Regions from separate parts of the Homo sapiens genome. Here regions 2 and 3 are each linked to region 1. Evidence: chromatin loops called from intact Hi-C (ENCODE). Cell type or tissue: heart right ventricle. All regions are shown on one strand.

Region 1 (8,000 bases):
TGCCACCTTGCCTTATTTGGTCCCCTTCGCACCCGCTAGGACTGCCGAGGCCATTCATGGAGCCAAGGGCAGGGGAGAGGATCAGCCAGGGAGCCCCCAGACCATGTAAGGAAGGGGAGGGGGCAGTCAGGGGGATGGCCAAATAGGGAGCTGGGGAGGGGCAGGCGCTGAAGGGTAGGGGGCAGGGGAAGACTAAGTGACGCCAGCCCACCCCTCCCCCTTTCTGGGGTGTGGGTGCTCCCTGGATGGTCTGTGGATTCGGTCCTCCGCAGCCCTGCCAGCCTTGGGGACAATAAGCCACATGCAGTGGGAAGGCTTGGCGCCCTGCCCTCTGCTGAGGGGTCCTGACAGCTGGGCCAGGGCAGCAGGGGAGCAACAGCGGCTTCTCATCTTCCAGGGCTGCCACCAGCACAAAGGACACCGCAGCAGCACATCTGAGTGGCTGCAAAAGGGGCACCCAGGACAGGGCACCCTTCTGGTCTAGTCCCCGCCAGCCTGAATGGCTTTACTCAGAGAGCTGGTGCTGGGCTCATCTAGGTCAGAAAGCTGAGATTAACCAAGGCCACCCGAGTTCCAACCCATGCATGGATCAGGGTCTGGCCAGGGAAGAGTCAGAAAAGGGTTTCTGTGAGAGCTTGGCCAAGTCTTGCTGGAGAAGGGACCAGGTTTACCCCAGCCCAGTTATTGGGTAGCCCTCATCCATGCTGCAGGGTTTTGCTCAAATTCAGACTCTGGTCTTCAGGCCAGAAAAGGATCCCCTGCTGCCAAAGTGAATAAAGGAACAAATGCCAAAAGTAGCTTGCCCACTTGATGGTGGGGAGATGAGCATCTTTAAACTGGGGGCAGAGGCCCTCACTCCAGGTGGAGACAAGACTGCAAAGGCAAATACTTTGATGGAGAACATAGCAACAACTTAAACTATAGGACTACACCAATCCTTGCTACTCAAAGTGCAGCCCATGGACAAGCAGTATTGTCATAACCTGGAAATGAGCTAGAAATGCAATCTCAAGAGCCATCCCAATCCGCTTTTCAGCAAGATCCTCATTTGCTTGGTATGTACATTAAAGTGTGAGAAGCATTGGCATAAATGACAGATATCATCTCCTCTGTGGAAAACAGATTTTGCAGGATCTTGAACTTTTGAGAAGGAAAAAGAAAAATGACATGAAATGAGGAGAGGGAGAAGGAAGAGGGAGATGTAAGAAGGACACAGATCACTAGTTTGCCCTGGGGTGCCCTGCATTCTCAGTTCTTGACTGGAGCTTTGATTTTTAATGCTTGTGTTTTTCCTCCAGTTCACACCAGTTAAAAATAGAAAACTGGGCACTGGCATCTCTCTCTAGAGTGGTCTTGGGCTGATATGCTGAGGAGGCCTGCTGATTAGATACTTGTCCCGACTGGGGAATGCTGGGCCCTCCCCTCTGAACTCCCCAACCATGTTTGGGTTGGTCTGGAGAAGAAACGCGATGGGCAGCTGTGTGGTGGGGTCGGGTAAGAGACCTGGCTGAGATTACTCTGTGCAGCACAGCAGGCATTTTACAGTGAAAATGTTTATTGACAGGATGCCAAGAGTAGAACTGCCTTGTCTCGTGAAAATATAGAAAAACCAAGGAAAAGGAGAAATGGGACTGGTGTCAGAGCCAGACAGAACTGGGCTCAAATGCTGCCTTTATCACTTACTAACTATCTGTTTGGTCTTGAGCAAGACACTTAACCTTCCCAAGCCCCAAGTTTTCCCTCTCAAAAGTGATACCATAACACTTGTTGCAGAAGTTATTGTGTATTGTAATAGTTAGAAACAAATGCTGTAAGTAATATGGAAGATACAAAGCAAATTGTATGTGTAATAATGATACTTTTGGAGGCAGTAGTAGCTCTGCCTTTTAAAGAATCAGGTTGATTTCATTCTTCATTGATTCAGCAAATCTTTGCAGGACAAGAACTGTGCTAGTTAAGGATTCAGTGATAAATAAAACAGAGCAGGACTCATCCTCCGTGGCAATTACAGAAAAGTCAGACAGCTATGGCACAAACTGGGAGGGAAGAAGAGGTATCAGCAGGATAGTCACAAAAAGGGAATGGAGGTCTGAAAGAGTTGCCGAGAAAGCCTTCCCCAGGATGTGTTGTTCGTTTTTAAAAGTAGAGCAGAACTGAAGTTTATGAACATTTGTGTGAGAGAAAGAGTTTCTGCATGGGAGTGGCTGGTGAGAGACTCCCACTATGACTGCTATAGGTGCAAAGACTCTCAGGAATGGAAAACCATGATTATTGACCTTTGTCCTTCGCACAGGCTTCGGGGATCTAGGAGGCCACTTCCAGCCCCCTCATCTCAGGACCATTGGCTCTAGTGGGAGGCCAGTAGAACAGTGCAGGACACAACAGCAGTTTTGTGAAACAATATTCACCCTTAAAATGTTTGAAAAATGTGTTTCCTATTCCGCTCAATTTCATTGCCTAACACTCAAAACAGTGTATTTTCATATGTGTTATGTGTGTAGCAAGAACGAATGCTTATTTCTTAAAAATTTATGATTGTTTGATATTTACTATTTGTATTACCACTCAATTTCCACATTTTATTTATTTTATTTTTATGTATTTGTTTGTTTGCTTCAGACAGGGTCTCCCTCTGTTACCCAGGTATAATCAGGTGCGGTGGTATAATCAGGGCTCACTGCAGCCTCAACCTCCCAGGCTCAGGTGATCCTCCCACCTTAGCCGATTCTCCCACCTTAGCTGATCCTCCCATCTCAGCCTCCCAAACAGCTGGGACTGCAGGCACATGCCAACACACCCCGCTAATTTTTGTATTTTTTGAAGAGACGGGGTTTCACTATGTTGCCTAAGCTGGTCTCAAGCTCCTGGGCTCAACTGATCTGCCAGCCTCAGCTTCCCAAAGTGCTGGGATTACAGGCATGAGCCACCAAGCCTGGCCTTGATTTCCACATTTTAAAAACTTTGAACCCTATTTTATATATTTTAAAATGTAAACCAACAGGAAAGTAAGATTTCATGACTGAGTTTTATTTAAACTACTTTTTACAGATCCACTTAATTTGAAAATTGAGATTGGCTTTTTAAGCATATAAAAATGACATCTCAAAAAAAATTACAAAACAAAGAAGAAAAAAATGACATCTCCTCTTTGGTACATTCTAGATTTTTTTTTAATTATGGTAAAATATGCATATATCAAATTTACTATCTTAACCATTTAGGAATACAGAGTTCAAAAGTGTTCAGTGCATTCACATTGTTGTGCAGTCTCCGAGTGTTATTTTTTTTATTGCTAATTGTGACTAAATTGTGCTTCCTGCAGTTTGAGAAAGACCAGTTTATATCCTATGAGGTAGGGAACCACTGAGCCTTTTTTGTCTGAGGTCACACAGGTGAGCAAATGGTGGAGTGACAATTCAAACTCAGGCACCTGATTTTAAGCCCTATTCCCAACCACCACCAAAAATACCTTCACATATACTTGGTCTGCTATTTCTCAGAATGTGATGCTAGAACCGCCTCCAGCCAAATTACCTAGACTGCCTCATAGAAATTCAGATTCCTGGGTTCCACCCTGGAAGATTGAATCTGCATTTTAAATGAGCCCTCACTGTTCTCCCCTAGGTATGTTTCTCTGCAGAGTGAAAAACTTAGCCGCACTGCTTGGCTGTTCTCTCTGAAGCCCACAGAGCTTTGCTGGATGCTGCCCAAGCTGCCAGTGCTGGCTGGAGTCCAGGTTGGCTGACCTTGTAGATCCCAGTGGGATGGCAGAGCTGGGGCGGGTCCCCAGGGCTCTTGAGGGCCAGTGAAGCCCTTTTCGGCGTGGACTGGCCATGAGGGAGACGTGCAGGGCAAACTGAAGGAACAGAAGGTGGGACAGTTCCCACTGCCCTTGCCTCGGGGGAAGTCTGTTTCATCCACCATCTGCTGGGATCTGGAAGGGAGCGGCCCAGCCTCCTCCCCGGCACTGGGGGATTAGCAGTCACTTATCTCAGCTGTTCCTCCGTTCGGAGGTGTCACAGTATTTACAGAGAAGCCAGAAACAGACAGAGCCACACTTAATTCCTCCCCATGAGCCCTCCCCATCACCTCCTGTCCCTCCTGCATTCTGTGTGCCGGGGGAGGGAGAGCCTCGGTTTAGATCAGACCGGGGGGAGGATCTAGCCTTCCTAAACATTCCTATTTTCTTTGCCTACACATTTGTTCACCCCCACTGCCCTCTGGCTGGATCTGGGTTTCAGTTTTCATTGAAAGGAGAAAGTGACATGATGGTGAGGGCTGCAGGCCCCCACACATCCTGGTGTTCAGAGTCCAATATATGAGGCATGGCTAATCTTCACAGCATACTTCCCCGTGTTTTATATGCAACCACCAAGGGGATTAACCCAGGCAGAGGGTATTTGGCCCCAGATGGATTCTGTTCTTGGCAGGTCCCAGCCGTCACTGTCTTCTAACATGATAGGACCAACTGTAATGAACCATTTAATAAGACTCAGAAAAGGAGGGCAGGGGAAGGAGGAAGGGGCACGGAGGAGGGAGAACATAGAAGGGAACATAGAAGGAAGATGCTTCTCTGGATCCTGGTGACTACATTTTTTTTTTTTTTTTTTTTTGAGACAGAGCGTTGCTCTGTCCCCCAGGCTGGAGTGCAGTGGGGCAATCTCAGCTCACTGCAAGTTTCAAGTTATTCTCCTGCCTCAGCCTCTTGAGTAGCTGGGAATACAGGCACACATCACCATTCCTGGCTAATTTTTGTATTTTTAGTAGAGACAGGGTTTCACCATGTTGGCCAGGCTGGTCTCGAGCTCCTGGCCTCAAGTGATCTGCCCGCCTCGGCCTCCCAAAGTGTTGAGATTAAAGGCGTGAGCCACCGCACTCAGACTAAAGACCACATTTTCAGTCTCCTCTATCCTGGTGACGTCAGCGGGAAAGAATCAGAAAGGATTTCTAGATAGCCTTTTAAATTCCTTAAAAGGAGTTTGTCTGTCAAGAATGAAATGCTCACGCCCATGAGTTTCTGCTTGGAAGTTACTACTCTTAGCTCAGATTTGACTTGCTCTGCACACTGGCAGTGACTTTATTTATGGAGTTTCAGTGTTTCAAGTATTACCTGGAGCAAATCCATCTTTCCTGGAGAGCCCAACCATGACAATGTCTGATCTAAGCCTGACCTGCAAGCAGAAGGGCTGGGAGACGTGCATCAGTAGTAAGAACTGTGAGCTCAGAAAACCTCCTGCAGGCTGCTTTCACTCACCTGCATCATGTAGAGCCCATCTCTTCCCCAGCAAAGATCAAGCACTCATCTGACACACAATATTGGTGATGGTAACACTAATTGTTGACATTTCCTGAGAATTTCCTAGAGGCTGGCACTATCCTGCCACTTTCTATGTGTATATGGTCAACATGGTCAGTTTCTAGATGAAGCTGGGCAGACTTCCAGCTGTAGAATCCATTTTTACCCAACTGTTCTCTTTGTTTTGTTTTGTTTTTAATTTTTTTGTACATAGAGACATGGTTTCCCCATGTTGCCCAGGCTGGTCTCTAACCCCTGAGCTCAGGTGATCCAGTTGCCTTGGCCTCCCAAAGTGCGGGATTATAGGTGTGAGCCACCGTGCCCAGCCCCAACTGTTCTTTGATATGATGTCACCAGCCTATGTTGAGGGGCTGTGTAAGAGTAGGTCACCATCTCTATTGTAAGGACATTGTAAGGATGTTTTCATGGATGTTCATCATAGGACACAATCTTCTTTATAAGCCTCCTTGGGAGAATTCCCTGTCTGACTCTGGTACCAAGGGCAGAAGCACATCTACCAACGAACTAGTTTGTTTTGATTTGTGTTCCCTGAATCTAGTGACCAGCTAAGGTTTCACTTTTGGTGTTGGCTAAGAAAAATTTTAGAGAACCACATATGTGGCCCAATTGTTACAGCGATTATAGGTCATTTTGATCTGTTTTACACACCCATCTCTATTTTTTATTTTTATTTTTCTTCTAATTTAGTTTTCATTTTTCTCTCTATCTTTGTAAGCTGGCATAAATCTTGTGTGGGACAAAACAAAGAATGAATGAATAGATAGATAAGAATGAATTTGTAGGAACAATGGAGAACATTTGAAATTACAATTGGGATGGCCATTTTACAAGTAGCTAAGAGTCTGCCATGACTTGCGTATATATCTGTAGTTTTTTCCATCCCAGTGAAAGCATAGGCCAGGTGTGGTGGCTCATGCATGTAATCCCAGCACTTTTGGAGGCCGAGGCAAGTGGATTGCTTGAATCCAGGAGTTCAAGACCAGTCTGGGCAACATGACGAAACCCCCATCTCTACAAAAATACATAATTAGCTGGGCATGGTGGTGCACACCTGTGGTCCTAGCTACTCCAGAGGCTAAGGTGGAAGGATTGCTTGAGCCTGGGATGTCCAGGCTGCAGTGAGCTGTGATCACACCACTGCACTGCAGCCTGAGCGGCAAAGCAAGACCTTGACTCAAACATAAATAAATAAATAAATAGCATATATTGCTTAATGAAAAAAACCCATTACCTGTAAACTATAATGTCATTTTGATTTTCCTCTTAACATGGTAAGTACAACTGGCAATTTAAAACAATATTTCCCTCATTATTAATATAGTATGTGTTTATTGTGATAAACTAGGAAAAAACAGTAAAGCTCTATATTGTAACCTCCCTAAAATAAAACTAAATGTGGCATAAAATTCATAAGGCCTTGGCTTCCATATCTACTTATAGCCGCTGGGCTGAGAAAAGACAAACAGCCTCCTATTCTGGTAGTCTGCAAGAATGTCCACTTGTTCTTCAAAGAGAGACATGCAATGCAAAGAATTTGCATTAAAAGCATTTCTTGGTCCTACTATTATAAAGTAAATTATCTCTAGTCAACAGCTGGAACTAAAGAATGTCAAACTCAGAGCAGGCTCTGCCCTTGGGATTATACCATCTTTATATATCCCACTTATGTATTTCAGAGGGTGGGTTCTGGTTTCCAAGTCAGCTGTTGAACTGTTTCAAACTTGTAGTTTAAAAACTGGTCTACCACAAACATAAAACTAAACCATATGAATATACTGCTGAAGGCATTGTCTTCATGTGGAGGGTCTGAAAGCACTTCTTTTAGAAAAACATCTTTACAGCTATTTTATTATCAAAATTGTTCTTAATTTAGACTACAGATAACCAGTTCATCTTAACCACCTCTTATTTAATTTCATAAATTAAAAATAATAACAAAGGCTTTATCTAAAGCTAGCACTGTGTACCTACAGAACTTGTACGTACAAAATAAAAACAACTGAAAAGCCTTCTTAAGCCGTTACTTGTGCGTGAATGCTGGCACCCATCCAAATAAGTAGGCCTATGGCTTATGATATTCCAGAGAGAAGAGCCAGCCTTTGAGGACTGAGAAGAGAAAATAATCAGCCATTAAACTATGATATGGGCCTTGAAAAGTGATCAGAACAACCTTGAGCATGACCCAAAGGACAGAACAGAGTAAAATACTACATCATCAAAGAAATACCTGCAATGGTTGGGTAACCCTAAGGTGAGAACATTCTTTAAGGATGAACAAGCAAAGTGCTCTCTATTCAGTTAATGTTTTTGCAAACTCTCTTTAAACATGCAATTTTCCAGTGAGAGATTCTAGTGAATTTAATATTACAGCACACTACTTATATTTTTCACAAAAGATTCACACTGGGCTCATTCCTTCACCAATGTATGTAGCCATCTACTTTCTGTGTTCCCTGTTCAGTGATGATAAGGAGTCCGGAGCCCCTCTCTTGAAGTTTCAGAGGGAGAGCCCTGAAGCTTTAATTTGAGCTGATCTCTTAGATTGGCATAATTGACCATTTCTGGTGTCCACCCAAGGATCGCATCACTAAGCTGCTGACTCAAGGTAGTGGGCGAGGCGGAGGAGAGAGGGATGAGGGTAGAAAGAGGGTGATGGGGGAGTGGCCTACAACACCTCTTCCCT
Region 2 (8,000 bases), 54 kb after region 1:
CACGAATGTACCAGTGAACAAAGGCATGGTTGGCATACACCAGGTCAAAACTTGTGGTCCAGGTGAGCCCAGGTCTCAGCAAAGGCTGTGGTATTGCTCAGCATGCACACAGCTCTCTGTATCTTGGCCAGGTCTCCACCAGGTACCACCATGGGAAGCTCGTAACTAATGCCAACCTTGAAACCAGTGGGACACCAATCCACACACTGGATATTGTGCTTGGTCTTTATGGTGGTAAAGCAGCATTGACATCTTTATGGTGTCACCACAGTGCAACAGGCAGGAAGCCATCATTTGCCATGGCGAAGGTCACATTTCATCATCTGGTTGGCTGGCTCAAATCAAGCATTGATGATCTCTGCTCTAAAGCTCTTCATGATAGGCTTTCTCAGCAGAGATAACAGGGATCAGCATTCAGGAAGCCATCAACTCTAAGGGAAGCATAGAGGGCATAAACTGATGAATAAGGCAGTTAAAGTTAAAGAGACTTCACTAGCTATTGATAGGTTGAGCAATCAATATTGAGATTTCTATGACAGATGTCTACCACAAAGGAACACTCAGAGCGCTCCAGGGTAGTGTGGGTGGTGAGAATGGAGCTATAGGGCTCAACTACAGCTTTGGAAACCTGGGACACTGAGTAAATGAACTCCAACTTTGACTTCTTGCCATAATGAAGAGACAGACATTCTATCAGCAGGGAGGTGAACCCAGAACCAGTTCCCCAACCAAAGCTATGGAAAACCAAGAAGCCCTGAAGACTTGTGCACTGGTTGGCCAGCTTGAGAATTTGGTCCAACATGAGGCCAGTGATCTCCTCGCCAATAGTATAGTGCCCTTGGGCATAGTTATTGGCAGCATCTTCCTTGCCTGTGATGAGCTGCTCAGGGTGGAAGAGCTAGTGGTAGATGGCAACGTGAATTTTGTCAATGAATGTGGGCTCCAGGTCTACAAACACTGCCCTGGGCTTATGCTTGCCAGCACCTGTCTCACCGAAGATGTTAAAGGAGTCATCTCCCCGAGTGGTCTTGTCACTTGGCACCTGGCCATCGGGCTGCATGCCGTGTTCCAGGCCGCAGAGCTCTGAGCAGGGATTATCAATCTGGCCATCAGCCCGGCCAACGTGGATGGAGATGTGCTCACGCATAGTGGCTAGGGATTAAGAGACAAAGGCAACAGGAGCAGACACCAGGTCCCGGTCACTTCTCCTGAGAAGCTGAGTCAAGGTAACACACTCAGAAATCACACTTTTAAAACTATTATTACTTAACATGTTCTGCTTCTGCTTAAATATAAAATGACTTTAGGATAATTAGCATTTTTAGGCATACAGTATTACTTACCAGAGTCCCTTTCTATTATGTGTTTCTCATTCCTTTTTCAAACCAAAACAAATACTAATTTGTCTTTCTCCTGTAAGAATAAATATTGTAAACATTGGGACATTCTTTTTAGAGACCTTTTATTTTCTACCCTGATTTTGGCAACCTAGTCTTTTTGGTATATTGACCATAAGAGAAATTATTTAGTAGGCTTGTCTTACTCATGCACAGTTGGTGTTGTTCTGTTCTTTAATGTGTCTCAAGCAAAGAAATTTAAAGGGCAGCATGGTAAGAAATTTGCCTAAAAGTTACATGATGGTTCTAGTCCCTGTTCAATTAATTGTGGTGTCCCAGGCAAATCACCCAATGCCTTGGTGTTCTCATCTATAAAGTACTAGAGTTGTTTTTGGCATTGCTGCCTGGCACAGAGTTGGCATTCAATAGTCTGTTGATATACAAATATTAGTTTCATAAACATCTTCAAAAGTTTTATTATATTGAATTCAATTCACTTCTGTGAAAAGTAGTCAACCAACTAAATGGCATGCAAATTAACAAGGTCTACTCCTATTGCACGCTATTTTCGTGGCAGTCTGAGATGAGAAGAAACTAGCACTGGAAGCAAAAAGGTAATGAAAATACAGTAACACAGTAAGCACTTTTAGTTCACTTTGTGGACAACTGAACTAGAAACCAGATGGAAAAAACTAAGCAACCAACCAACCAACCAATCAAAAATGGCCCAAATGAACCAGTGAACTAAAGTAGAAAAGGATCACTTCCCATCCAGAACTGTTTTTCGAAAAATGTCAATAAATTCAGCTCTTAAAAGAGCTTTTTATATTAAACCAGGCATCTTTCAAAGAGAAGCAGCTACCTTTGAGGTTCTTGAACTTAGGTTGCAACACAAAGATAAGTATAATAGAGAGAGTGCACAATGTTAAATCAAAGGTAGAGGGGAAGAGGATTGTGGGGACAGTTATTCTGGAGATCAAGAAAGAATTCAGTATGCTTAATGCAAAGTAACTGCTGGGGTCCTTGTGTGTTAAATATTCTTATGCGAGGAAACTGTCTTCATGTTTTATATTTGCCTTCATTTTCTTTTATTATTTCCAGACCACCTCTATTGGTTATGCTAAGTAATCCTTTTCTCTTTTTGGAGTTTAAACTTTTTAAGGAAACAAAAACTAAAGAACAGAAAGCCAGACACATTGGAAATACAAACTCTTCTTTTACTGCATAAGAAATGAGAAGAAAAACTTAGTGTGAAATTCTGGAGTCTAAAATTAAAATGTAAACAGAGAATGCTCAGTGACCTTTTCTTAGGAGGCTCACATGAAGGAATGTCATGGTACATTGACCAAACTTTTATTCATTTGCATTTTCAGGATGTTGCGATTAATACCACATGACACTCAATAAATTACACTACGACATTTTGTACAAATCACTTCACTTCTGGTTTCCTCTTCGGCTGTTACTTCACCCTCTGGTTACCTGTAGGGAAAAAAAATGTATTTTGGGGCTTTATCTTTAAAGGGCGATTCACAGTTCTAGCCAATGTAAAGATATTGGTTCCCAAGGAAATAGCTACCTAAGTTATGTTTTTTTTTTTTTTTTGAAGGAGTTTTTGCTCGTCGCCCAGGCTGGAGTACAGTGGCGCCATCTCAGCTCACTGCAACCTCCCCATCCCGGGTTCAAGTGATTCTCCTGCCTCAGCCTCCACAGTAGCTAGGACTACAGGTGCCTGCCACCATGGCTGGCTAATTTTTGTCTTTTTAGTAGAGACGGGGTTTCACCATGTTGGGCCGGATGATCTCGATCTCCTGACCTCAGGTGATCCGCCCGCCTGGGCCTCCCAAAGTGCTGGGATTACAGGCGTGAGCCACTGCACCCGGCTCGTGTTCTAAGGAAATAGCTACCTAAGGTATCTTATTAAAACAAATGAACAAAAAGTTTCCCAAACTGTGTTCTAAGGAAATAGCTACCTATCTTATTAAAAAAAAACAAAAACAAAGTTTTATGCTCTAATAAGTTTGGGAAATGCTAGGTTAAACAAAGCTAAACATGATTCTTTCCAGTGGGACATCTGAGAGTCTTTAATTAGCTAACAGTGCATTGTGATTCTGCAAAGGAGGAACAATAATTCACTGTTTCCCAAACTTATCTGACCATAGAACATATTTCTCAGAGTATTTTTCAAGAGTAGTATTTTCTGTAATATATGATGAAAAATAATCGTATCGGCCATCTTTGTACATAAGGTCAAAATGTCAGGCAGCCCTGAAATAAACGCAAGCCAAAAGGTAGAGAGATAAGTGAATAAAGCTGGCACACTGTCAGTCCGGAGTACCATGCTGCATTCTGAGTCAAGCTCCAGGAAACTGAGCTAGGGTTTGTCTCTAAGAAGAAAAACTGGAGCGTCCAAAGCTTCTGGATTCCATTTAATTAAAACCCTTTTAAATTAAATCCTTGTAACTGAAGAGTATCGGTGGATGAAGAAAAAATAGTCTCACATGTCTTCATTTCCATCCTTGGCTCAGTACAGCTCCAGTTCCATTATTCTTAAACATCTATTAACATGATTGCTAAATAATTACACAGGCTAACTGCCAAGCATTTTTCACAGGAAGCAAGGCACTGCTCTTCTGGCTTATGCAAAAGGGTCACTGTTTTTTTTTTTTTTTTAACTTTATCTTGTTTTGATTGAAGAAACATCTCTAAAAATACCATCTGAGTGCAAGATAAAAAGGAAATAGCAATTCAAGGCACAAAGCTAAGCACATGCAACAATATAGATGATTTGGGGGTGGGACAGTACAGAATTCAGAACTGATAGAAGTTATCAGCTCCATATTTCAGAAAGACCTAATGTCTTCCTTCTGCTTATACTGTTCTGACAGAATTTTAATTTTGGCAGAGATCACTCTCGATGTTATGATGTACTGATTCAGAGGTCCCAAATCAGTAACCTGATCCTAGATAGATCCTCAAAGGTCAACTGCCACTAGGTGTCCCCTTCTTGATCATTCTTCATGCTGCCTGGATTGGGGCATGGCTAAGCACTCAAGTCAAAGGATTAGTTGGCAATATCCTACATTGTCAACAAAGCTTTGAAGAAAAACAGAGACAGAAACTGGTATTTACTAAGTACCTAGGTGATAAATTATTTTCATAAACATTACCCTATAAAACAGACAACTCTCCTGTCCCAAATCCAAACAGATCTTTTTCCTTTATTTACAGATAAAGAAAATGGGCTTAGAGAGGTTATAAAATTTGTCTAAGGTCTAACCAAATGCTGATAAGCAAATTAGGTACAACTCTGAGCCAGGTCTCGATGAGTCCAAAGTGTGTTTTATAATATCTTGCTGTCTCTTGATCATTACAAAATTTCATTTGTTTACAGGAGCACAAATGGCCTATTTATGCCTTTTCTCTCAGCATCTAGCAAAACATCTCAACTTTTATTACACCAACTTTGGGAGTCTTGATGATGTTTAAATCTTCTCATTCATTTGCCTAAATCAATAGAGCTATTTATCCTCAACTGTTGGCAATGAACTTTCTTAACTCAGAATTTTGAAAAAAAAAAAAAAAAAAGAAGAAGAAATTCTAAATACTTGAATTGCTTCATTTCATGCTCATTCTTTTGGGCATGGCTCTTTTTGGTTTTCTTTACAAAGAGATTCTAAAATCATGACACATTTAGATATGAAAAATAGGATGGAGAGCAATGGGAACACTAATCTGAAATAGTCACATGGCTAGAGTACCTGTGTCTGTAGTAATCCCAAACTATATAGAAAACTCTTGAATTTATTAAGCAATCCCTCATGTGTGCTTGATTGAAAAAATAAACAAAGCAGTGCCGTAGAACTGTAGACTTGGATTCTACCCCCACTCTTCCATAGTTGCCACCCTGGTTAAGTCTCTCTGATTGTTTCCTCATTATTTAAAATAAGTACAGCTCTTAAATTCCTTCAAAAATTCCCAAGATTCTACAGTCAACTGCCACTCACTTGCCTTTCCAATGAATAAACCGTTTAAAAGAATTCAAATCCCACCACCTTTACCCTTTCTAAATTCTTTTGACAAGGACAAAGGACTTACCCATCCATCTTCCACCTAAATTTGCTTTTTAGTGATAGAAAAACCAAGCAGCAAAGAAAAAAGTATGGTCACTCATCTAGGCAAGAGTGATGTACATTGCTTGGACAATAGTTAAGGAGAGAGCACTTAACAGCCAGCTTATTTTGGTTGCAGGTATCATACCTCATATCCCCTAAGGGAGAGAGAAAAATCAATCTTTTCCAGGAAAGATGGTAATACAGTAAAGCTTCTTTCCCTTGCTTGGCCTGATACCAAATATTTACAAATGAAAATAATTCTATGAGTGCGATTCCCCATACAGATGCCCACAGCACCTGCTTTCAAAATCTTTTATCGGAGAAATTACATAACAGGCTATCTGGCTTGATCCTTACTCTGATAACAAATAGACCTGGGTTTCCTAGTATCGCGTCCTTGGTATTTCACTCCTCTCATCGTCTCATCACTTTCATTTCCCCTCATCACCTGACATTGACACAAATGTCCTGATGCAGTAGGATACATCATAAAATGAGAGTCTGTACCATATTCAACACAGCCTGGTAGAGCTGAGCAAACACTAGTCACTCAAAAATATAACTGACTTGACTTTCTGGGTTTAATTTCCCTATGAAGCAATCATTCCTTCAAAATGTCAGGACCAGAAGGATTTCAATGGTAGTGTGCAGTTCTTGCTTGTTTCTTCAAAGATTCCTTGGACATGGCCAGGCCCATAGGTGGATGCACTAGAGGAGACATTCTGGGGTAAATGCTCCCCTCCCCTTTAGATACTCTAGCAGATGATCAAAATGGGAAATAGAGAACTAGTGGGCAATTTTCCCCTCTACACATACATATAAACATTTCCTTTTTTTTTTTTTTTTTTCCAGTTCTGGGCACCATGCCCAGGGACCTTGTAAGCAGAGGTCCCTTGTCAGAAAACATTAGTCACATTCACTGGTAATTCTACATTATAGCCTCATTCATGTGAAGACAACACAGTAATCTTAGTACAGTGCTTCTCAAACTACAAAGTGCCTGTGAATCACCTGGGGACTTTGTTGCAATGTAGATTTAGATTTAATAGGTTTGGAGCAGAGCCCAAACTTCTGCATTTCTATAAATAACAAACTTCAATACGATGTTGATGCTGTTGGTTCACAAATCATACTTGAGTAGCAAGGTCCCAGGTACCTCTGCCTTCCCATATTTGAACCACATTTTACCTGAAGGTCTCCTTGTGGCTGGTTATCCCAAGAAAAATAAGGCAGAAAACTCAGAATTTCTGCCATGGGAAAATTCTACCCTGCACACAGGAGTTAAGTTCTCTGACTCTCATTGCCCAGACTCAGGATCCTGCTTCTTGCCCAGATTGATTTGGCAGAGTCCTCCTATTTAGCTGATGACAAATCCTGGCTCAGCCTAACCAGCCTTGGCTGATGCCACTCTGCCAGCAACCCAAACATTAGTGGTGTGGAGAACCTCCTAAAATATAGATTCCTAGGCTCTAATCCTGAGATTCTGACTCATTCAGTCTGAGGTGTGCCTCAAGAATAAACAGACATCTTAGGTGATTCTAAGGCATTCTAAGATTTGAGAGAAGGAAATGCATGTAACCACTTTGATAGATTGAAGAAACCTGTATCTTACTGCTAATAATATCTTTACATAAAGACAGCAAACAAAGGTAAGAAAAAAGGAAACAGAATTTAAGCATTTGATAGTATAACAGAAGAAACAAGTTCCTTCCCAATTTGGACACTCAAGGGTATTCGTGGTTAAGTCCAGTATATTCTGTCCTCTTCTTTAGAGAAGTTCACTAAAAATGTGAAGTATATATTATATATTCATAGAAAATGATTTTAATGTAGGTATGATTACAGACACACTCAGTGATCAAAACATGAAAGGAATGGTTATTTGCTCTTCTGATTGAACAAATGAAACTAGAATTGTTCATACACATAATTTAAAAAAATATATTCAAGACACCGAAATCAGTTAACAAATATAAGAACTAAACATTAATTAGTGACAGTAAAATGGCAGAAGCAAATATAAAATACAAAAAACAGCTTTACTCAGACTTTTTGACTGCCATGTCCTCCTTTAGAAGGACTACAGTTTGGCTACTTGGTCTCTTCCGGGGCAGATGTGGCATCCTGAGGTGTGTTAGCTTCTGCCGGTGCAGATACAGCTCCTACCACAGTAGGGGTGGTCTCAGATAAAGCAGGGATGGCTTCTGGAGTGGAAGTGGCTCCTGTCTCACTGGGGGTGGTGTCAGTTTGAAAGGCTGGAGTTTCTTGACGGCAGCTGGTGTCTGTTGGACTGGGTATGATGTCAGCTTGAACAGTCATGGCCTCTTCTTCTGTTTCCAATTCTGTTTCTTGATTTTGAACTTCCTCACCCTCTTCTACCATAGCAGGTGGTAGTTGTAATAAAGTCTAATTAAAAAAAAAAAAACAAAGACAATACCAATATGAAAAACAGCTTATAAAGCTAAGCTCTCACATTACCATTCTAGAGTTCTCCAAAACAGTGCTGACCATTTTATACTCCAGATGTAACACCTCTGATGACAATGGT
Region 3 (8,000 bases), 110 kb after region 1:
GTCAGTAAAAGGACAGAAAAAGATTGTGTCAGTATGACATCTCCAACATTTGCACTTACTGGAATGCAGAGCTGGCTGCACTAATCCAGAATTCCCGAGTGTTTCAGAGCAAGAAGCTATTTTCCGCTGGCTGACAGGTGCTTGGCTAGACTGAATCAACAGCTATATTTTCAGCTGATACCACACACTGAGTTAAACAAAAGACCAAACTTAGCAAGAACAGTTTATCCGTTAAGAGTTCGCTTAGACAGAATGACATAAATAAATTTACCATTTGACTCCTATTGAGTAGGATGAAAACCAGACTCAGGTGGACACAGCAGTAAAAAAAACAATATAGAACAAACCCTTAAAGAAAATACTTCCTCTCAGTAACTCCTGGAATTTTTCCCTCTTTATATTCCATAGTTCTTTAATGCTAAAGTCACCCACAACCAGAAGCACATTAATGTATGCTTCAATTGTGATGAAACGTCACAACTTAGAAATATTAAAATTAAGACTGTGAGAAGAAATAAAAAAGCGAACAAAATGATAAAAATAAAGGAAATATCAAATAAAATTTCAGAAGGAAAGAATCAGGACTACAACAAAAGGTCATTATAGTAGTTAGCATATATGCTGTCAAAAATAATTACAAAAAGCCAAGGGAAATTCTTAGACTTTCCAAAAATCATTTCAACAAAGTGAGCTATCTCACATATAGAAATTTGGAGGCTAGGCTATTAATTTCAAAGAATAAAATAACCAAACCGACCATTTTTAAATCATAACTGTTATACAACTTTTGAAAACGATAAGATAGTATATGTTAATCACACCCTTAATCATGTTGCCTTGCTTTATGTTCTTACACTTACCAGTACCTGACATTCTCTTGTTCAGGTACTTGGTTATTTGTTTTATCCCTACTATCCCTACTATCATTTGTTTAATCCCTACTAAAATATAATTCCCACAAGAGTAGGGATCTAGAACAGTTTAAATATGGAATGGGTGAATGAATGAATACCCAAATGAGTATATTCACCTAACAATGATGAATAAGATCAGGGCTCTGCCCTCTAAGGAAATTACAGTTTTAGTAGCAAGATAAAATATGTCCTTAACTGTAACACAAAGCAGCAGAATGGTAAATAGTAAAGAATGTTACAAAATACAGTGGGAACAAAGTTCACAGTAAATCAGAGAGATGGATGCAGGGGACACTTAACATTAGGAAAGGTTTCATGGAGGAAAGTGGCATTTTTATTGAACTCAAGTAAAAGATTTGTGAAGGAGCTTTGATTTATTTCATCATGAATAGAAAGTCAAAGAAATGTTCTGAGAGGGAGAGTAAAATGATCAGTGTCACACAGTAGGAGGAAACATGAAAAACAGGTGACTGGCTATGAGGAGACTCAAGGGTAGACAAAGAGGAGGCTACTATAACTGTCTAGGCAAAAAATAAAGTATCCAGATTAGGACAGGTTGTACAAACTGGAAAAGAGAAAAGGCAATAAATGAGAGATGCTACACAGATACATAATGAAACACCAAAGAAACCAAAAGAGCATTCTTTTTTTCCTAAACATAGGCAAGTTAATCATTCCCCCTCTTTCTTGGATCAGAAACTAAATGCCTCCTTTGAACTTTCAGGACACTTTTATCCACAGGCTTTTTATGGCTTTTGGTACCTTCTAACTGTTCATGGTAGGCATCTGTCTATATTTCTAGCTTCTCTAAAGGTGTAAGTTGTGTCTGATTCATCTTCATAAGCTTCATCTTAGCACAATATCTGACTTACAGTAGGCACTAAATAGTCAAACAAATGAATATAAGAAAACAATGTTTTAGTTTTCAGTGAAGTAACTGAGATTTATTTACTGAAAACTGACCAACTGTGACAGTCAAAGGTACTATAAAACTTGGAAACTCTTAGATTTCTCCATCCTTCGATCACTCAATAAATGTTTATTAAGAACATACTATATAACAGGCACAGTTCTAGGTGCTAAGGATACACTGGCAGACAAAACAAAGACCCTGCCCTCATAGACTTGCTTGCTTCATTGCTTTCTAATGAAGAATTCAGATACATAACAAATGTATAATCATCAGTTATGATACAGGCTCTGAGGAAAAATAAAGGTAATAGGGTAGAAAATGATGAGAAGGGAAGATGCTACTTTAGGTAAGGTTGCCAGGGAAGGCTTCTCTTAGGAGGTGACATTGAAAAACAGTTGCCCATGTCAGGTGAGGAAAAGAACTATGTAAATACCTGGGGATAATTACCTAAGTAAAAGGAACACCATGTGAAAAGTCTTGGATTATTTTAAAAAACAGCAAAAAGGACAGTGTGACTGACATGGAGTGAATAGGAAAAAGTGTTAGAAAATGATGTTGGAGAGGACACCAGAAGACAGATAATGAGAGGGCCTTTTGGATTATGGTAGGAACTTTCTAATGTGATGGGAAACCATTAAAGAATGTTAAGTGGGGGTATCAAATCAAGGTATACTTCACATTTTAAAAGGATTATTCAGCCATTATGTGGACATGTGTAAGGGGAGGAATAGACAAGAAAGGAGGCAGGGATATGAGAGATAAAGGTGTCCTGGACATGGCATCAGCAGAGGTGATGAGCTAATCAGACTTACTGATAGATTAGAGGTAGAGTATGAGATAAAGAGAAATTAAGGATATCTCCATTTGTGTTCAACAACAGGGAGAGATGAAGAACAAGTTCTGCTGTTCAAAAGATTTTCTTAAAAAATCACAACAACAGGGTTACATAAAAGTAATAAAATGATAGGAATGTCTAAGAAGTACTGCACTTTGGGAGAAAGAGAAAAGAAAGGCACTCTTTCTGCAAAAGCTACATGTATCAAATGCTAGAACTGTTCAATGTTTAAGTTTTATAATATAGTTTCAAATAATGGTTTTTAAAACTATCCTTTACTAAAACTCTTCTCCCCACAAAGTTATTCTAAAAGTAGAACTTTGAGCCACCAAACCTCCCTTTCCTACTAATGAGTAAAAATATATTATAACGTATAGTAATTCAGAGCCTTGAGATTCCATATCTGTATTCTTAAAGTGACCTGGAAGTATACCTACTTTTGATTCAAAAAAGAAGCCCCAGTAAACAAGTAAGCAAGTTTTCTTCACTTCATAATAGGGCATTAACTGAATACCTAATATACAAAAAGCAAAAAAGGAGGTGGACCTTTAGAATAACACTTGGATTCATCTATATTTTAAGTTTTTAAACTCCTCAAAAGACAAAATAGATTTAAGAAATCAATTTCTTTAAATTTTTATATTTCATCATTTTGTTAAAAGTTTAAGAGGATTGCTTATAGTAAAAATAAAAGCAGTCATTATTTTTTTCTTAACAAATCTTCCTCTAACCAAATATCTCTGTATTTATGTCATAAAAGTTACTTAAATTATGACATAGTACTTTTAGTTACATACCCCCAAATTACCTTAAAGTTATTTTCCTTTGGTTTTCTCCTCATTATTATATTAAAAGTTTCATACACATCCTCTGCTCCATTTTGTATAGTATTGGTCATATCTTGTTGATACTGGTTTGGATCCAAAAACACTCTAAATGTCCTTGATTCTCCTCTAAGATTGGGTCTGGGTTCAGGTCCTGGACAATTTGAAAAAGTTTGTTAAATAAAATATGTATTTTTCAAATATCAAAATAAGTTAACAGTATTTCTTTTCTAGAAATGGTGAGTAAATGGTTCAGGCTTAACTCCAACCATTCTTCCCAAAGTAGAATGCCCTCCACTCACCCACTTCAAATTCTAAGATGCTGAAAGTATTTTCTTCTTTCTCTAAATTCTTACTATTTCCTTCCATAGCAGTCATGTAATGTTTACGATGCAACACCATGACTTGCAATAATTTGTACACACACTCAACTAAAATAGGAGTACTTAGAAGTCAAAGAACTTATCTTTACTTTTGTCACTCATAGCTCCCACTACTGCCTTACATATAGTAAGTATTCAATAAATATTTTCTAATTAAATATATGTATTTTAGAATTTAAGGCATAGTTTTCTATTCATTAATTCCTTAATTTGACAGAGGTTCATCACTTTTCTCATCCTTCCACATTCCATACCTAGTATAACCAGCATGAAAAGAAATTTCACATACACAGAAATGTAGGATACTAATGGTTGAAAGCCCAGAGCCTTTTCTTTCCTCTCTGACATATCTCCTCTTTTTTGGGGGGGGTGGGGGGAAGGGGGGGTCTTAGACCTCGAACTTTGGTTCCATTATGTGGCCTTATGCTTATTCCATCCATTTTCCATTCCCTTCTCCTATTTCCTCTCATTCTAGAGATAAATAACTTAATCATCAGCAGTTTAGCAATGATATAATCTCTAAACCACAGATAGCATAAACTGACTAAAGTTTCAAAAGAAGTACAACAACCAAATTGTAAAATAAGCACTAGACATGTATGCAGTTGTAATTTAATAATAAGTATTATAAAGGAAGTCAGGACAACAGAAGAAAGAATTTCAAAGGGATAATAAGTGATACACATAAGAAATCAAATAACTGACTAATTTTGTAAAGCAGTGTTTTTAAATGCGGTAAAGTTGGCATCTTATGCAGGATAATTCCTTCTTTTATTTCTGTTCAGATGTTTAGCATCCTTGGCTCACAGTTACCTAATGCCAAGAGCCTGCCATTCCTCACCTCTATCCCGGTCATTTGAAAACCTAAATATCACTATGCATTTTCAAACGCAGGACAGTATTGTTCCCAATTAAGAACCACCACTACAATGAATTAAAATAGTCAAATTTAAGAAGAAAAAATATATCATTGAACACAAAAAAGCTTGGACAACTGTAAGAGATATTTAGAGTGTTTCTTAAAAAAAATATGGTAAAGTATTACATATTTTAAAAAGCTTTGAATAAAGATGATTTCAAAAGATCCTGTCCCAGAGTTCGAGACCAGCCTGGCCAACATGGTGAAACTCTGTCTCTACTAAAAATACAAAAATTAGCCAGGCGCGGTGGCAGGCACCTGTAATCCCAGCTACTGGGGTGGCTGAGGCAGAATTGCTTGAACTTGGGAGGCAGAGGTTGCAGTGGGCCAAGATCGCGCCACTGCACTCCAGCCTGGTTGACAGAGCAAAACTCCGTCTTGGGGGGAAAAAAAGAAAAAGATCCTGTCCTTTCCAATATCTAACATAGAAGTTCTGAAACTGTCTGGGTGTGGTGGCGGCTCATGTCTGTAATCCCAGCACTTTGGGAGGCCGAGGCAAGTGGAGTGCTTGATCTCAGGAGTTTGAGACCAGCCTGGGCAACATGGGGAAACCCCATCTCTACAAAAATTAACCGGGCATGGTCGCACGTGCCTATGGTCCCAGCTACTAGCAGGGCTGAGGCTGGAGAATCGCATGAACCCAGGAGGCAGAGGTTGCAGTGAGCCGAGATTGTGCCACTGAACTCCAGCCTGTGTGACACAGTGAGAAACCATGTTACCTATATCTAAAACTGCACGGTAGGTACCCTACACATATTTGATACAAAATCCTTTGTGTCAATTTAGTAGGTAAAAGAACTAAAAAATATTACCTAAGAAGCAAAAAGGGAAAAAGGCAAAGAAATTTATCATTCTATACACATACTCTTTCAAAAATATAGGTCACCATACCATCTTCAATGACACGTCCTTTATCATCCAGCATGCCCTGAATTTCACAGCCTCTGACATAAACCAGGCCAACCTGCTCAATAAAAGGTCTCCTCCGGTCAAACTTAGTGCCATAAGGTTTTGTGGGACGTACGGTAATTAAAAAGCATACATCATGCTTACGAAGACCTGGTAAGATATAAAGACATTTTCATTTATTAGAATTTCATTGTTTTCAGTCTTTTGTAGGCAAATTCTTATTTGCCTCTCTACCTCTTATCTTTGGTAGAGAGATACCGTTGAGTGACCAATGATTATTATCGCATTGTAACACAATTATGGGCTTTTCTATAATCTTTAATACTCAATATTTCATAGCATTAATTGAAATGAAAACTTCTTTATATTAAAATTAGAAACATTCATGCCATGAATATATTACTGAATAAGCCCTCCAAGTCATGCTACAGCTCCAAAATTGGATGTTCGTCATCATTCTTATTTTTAACAATCTTAATAAGTAACCAAAAATATGGCTGGCATATAATCCATCTATAGCATATTTAGCAGGTTTTTAATATCAGTTTAAACTATCTATCAGTGTCATTCCAAAGACAGCCTAATTGTATTTCACTAAAACAGGTCAACTCAAGAATAATTAATCAAGGCAAAAAAGTATTGTTTACAGGTATGATCTTGAGAAAGATGGCTGAATATATACAGTTTCAGTTGGCAAATCGTGAACATTTTTATAAGTGAATGTCAAGAAAAAGGAGACTTGTGCCAGAGTCCACAGCTTCTTGGTCACTAGACCCAATAAAGAACTCAAATGGCTTCCCAGCTCTATTAAAAGTAGAGAAACTGGAAGACAAGGATTATAAAATTAGACCTCACAGCATGTAATGCTACACCACTTAATCTTCATTCCATTTCTGATGTTTTTGTTAGCCATTACATGACATAAATGTAAATGTAAACAGTCTGCTTGCTCACAACCTTGTTAACAACAAACACAATGAAATCAAATCAACAATGTGGGCATATGGCTAATAGTACTGAAAATATTTTGGTTTGTTTTAATTGGGGGACTGGTTAGAGTATGGGTAAAGGTAGAAATAATAACTCTATTCATAATACTGACTTAATTATTTCCCAATAAATTCTATGCAAAGCAGCAAGAGAAGTAATGAGAATGAATGGGAATCATCCTACTCTCTGAGTTGTACTACCTGTGTGATGTCTGATCTGCACAGCTCATTAAAACTTCTAAGTCTTACAGCCAAAGAAGTGGTCCTGAGAAGTCATTTATCCTCTCCCAAGATAGGAGTTACTTTTTGGCATCACTGAGGGATGACCTCTTGTTCCTTCCTAAAACAAACCACTTTACTCTGGGACATCTTAGATCCACATTTTTTAAAATCCTATATGTCTCTCTCCTTGCAACCATTTGTATCCACCCTATCCTAGCTGTGCTTTCTGGAGCAAATCTGGCATTTCCATTTCATGAATTCTGTTTCCTTAACTTTAAATGAGAATATTGAAGAAGATAAGGGCTTGAGGTTCACACCTTTTCAAAGGGACAAAAGGAATGTTTTATGGTATTTAGTTTAATAATCTTTAAAATTTACTTTTATAAAACAATATTCAGCTGGGCACGGTGGCTCACGCCTGTAATCCCAGCACTTTAGGAAGCTGAGGCAGGTGGATCACAAGACCAGCCTGGCCAAGATGGTGAAACCCCGTCTCTACTAAAAATACAAAAAATTAGCTGGGCGTGGTGGCGGGTGCCTGTAATCCCAGCTACTCGGGAGGCTGAGGCAGAGAATTGTTTGAACCCAGGAGGTGGAGGTTGCAGTGAGCCGAGATTGTGCCACTGCCCTCCAGACTGGGCGACAGAGTGAGACTCCGTCTAAAAAAAAAAAAAATGTATTATTGTTTACAGAATCTCTCCTTTTTACTCCATTTTCTATTTGGCTACCCTATCTGTGATCAATATAGGGGCTGGTTTTTGGCCCAGGCCTCCCATAAAACACTTTTCTCTCCATCATACCCCAGATTATCACTCATCCCACAATACCCTATTGTGCCCTATCTTGCCCATCAAAATGTACCCTGTCCAGTTCTCATTCTACCAGAGGCTGATGTTTAAAAGAAAAAAAGACTGTCTCATGTCCTTCTGAAAGCAGTCAGTAATGGGGGAAGTGGCCTGTTTTTAAACATCCTTTTGTTTTCCTTAACACCAAAATGCAGACCTCTCATCTATAAATTCCTATAGAGTCCTTTAAAATAAACAAAATTCCAACTATCTACTACTTCTGGGGGTACCCAGTAAGTTATCTCAG

Evidence for each region. A loop is a pair of places that touch in the nucleus more often than their neighbours do. Peaks named below come from ENCODE experiments on the same cell type or tissue, not always from the same donor. Only the 100,000 strongest peaks of a DNase experiment are listed, where the experiment ranks them.
Region 2: a loop joins it to region 1, with 2.5 times the contacts of the local background. A loop is called at or near these places in 15 of 110 quality-filtered maps.
Region 3: a loop joins it to region 1, with 2.6 times the contacts of the local background. A loop is called at or near these places in 12 of 110 quality-filtered maps.

What each region holds. Positions count from the first base shown.
Region 1 is chr15:34,795,639-34,803,638 of GRCh38, forward strand. All of the region lies in intron 2 of GJD2-DT (GJD2 divergent transcript), which reads left to right. Among named protein-coding and RNA genes, the nearest start is that of ACTC1, 4.1 kb to the left of the region's middle. RefSeq lists an enhancer at 1,058-1,529. In heart right ventricle, no CTCF peak of the experiment used is centred here; DNase peaks (open chromatin) are centred at 133 and 3,723; H3K4me3 peaks cover 1,808 bases; H3K27ac peaks cover 5,570 bases; H3K27me3 peaks cover 1,779 bases.
Region 2 is chr15:34,849,249-34,857,248 of GRCh38, forward strand. It overlaps AQR (aquarius intron-binding spliceosomal factor), which reads right to left. Exons shown (of 35, transcript NM_014691.3): 35 at 2,534-7,858. The coding sequence ends at 7,544. It also overlaps the pseudogene TUBAP11. Among named protein-coding and RNA genes, the nearest start is that of ACTC1, 58 kb to the left of the region's middle. In heart right ventricle, no CTCF peak of the experiment used is centred here; a DNase peak (open chromatin) is centred at 6,815; H3K27ac peaks cover 2,238 bases.
Region 3 is chr15:34,900,866-34,908,865 of GRCh38, forward strand. It overlaps AQR (aquarius intron-binding spliceosomal factor), which reads right to left. Exons shown (of 35, transcript NM_014691.3): 18 at 5,680-5,847; 19 at 3,471-3,640. Among named protein-coding and RNA genes, the nearest start is that of AQR, 65 kb to the right of the region's middle. In heart right ventricle, no CTCF peak of the experiment used is centred here; no DNase peak of the experiment used is centred here; H3K27ac peaks cover 1,676 bases.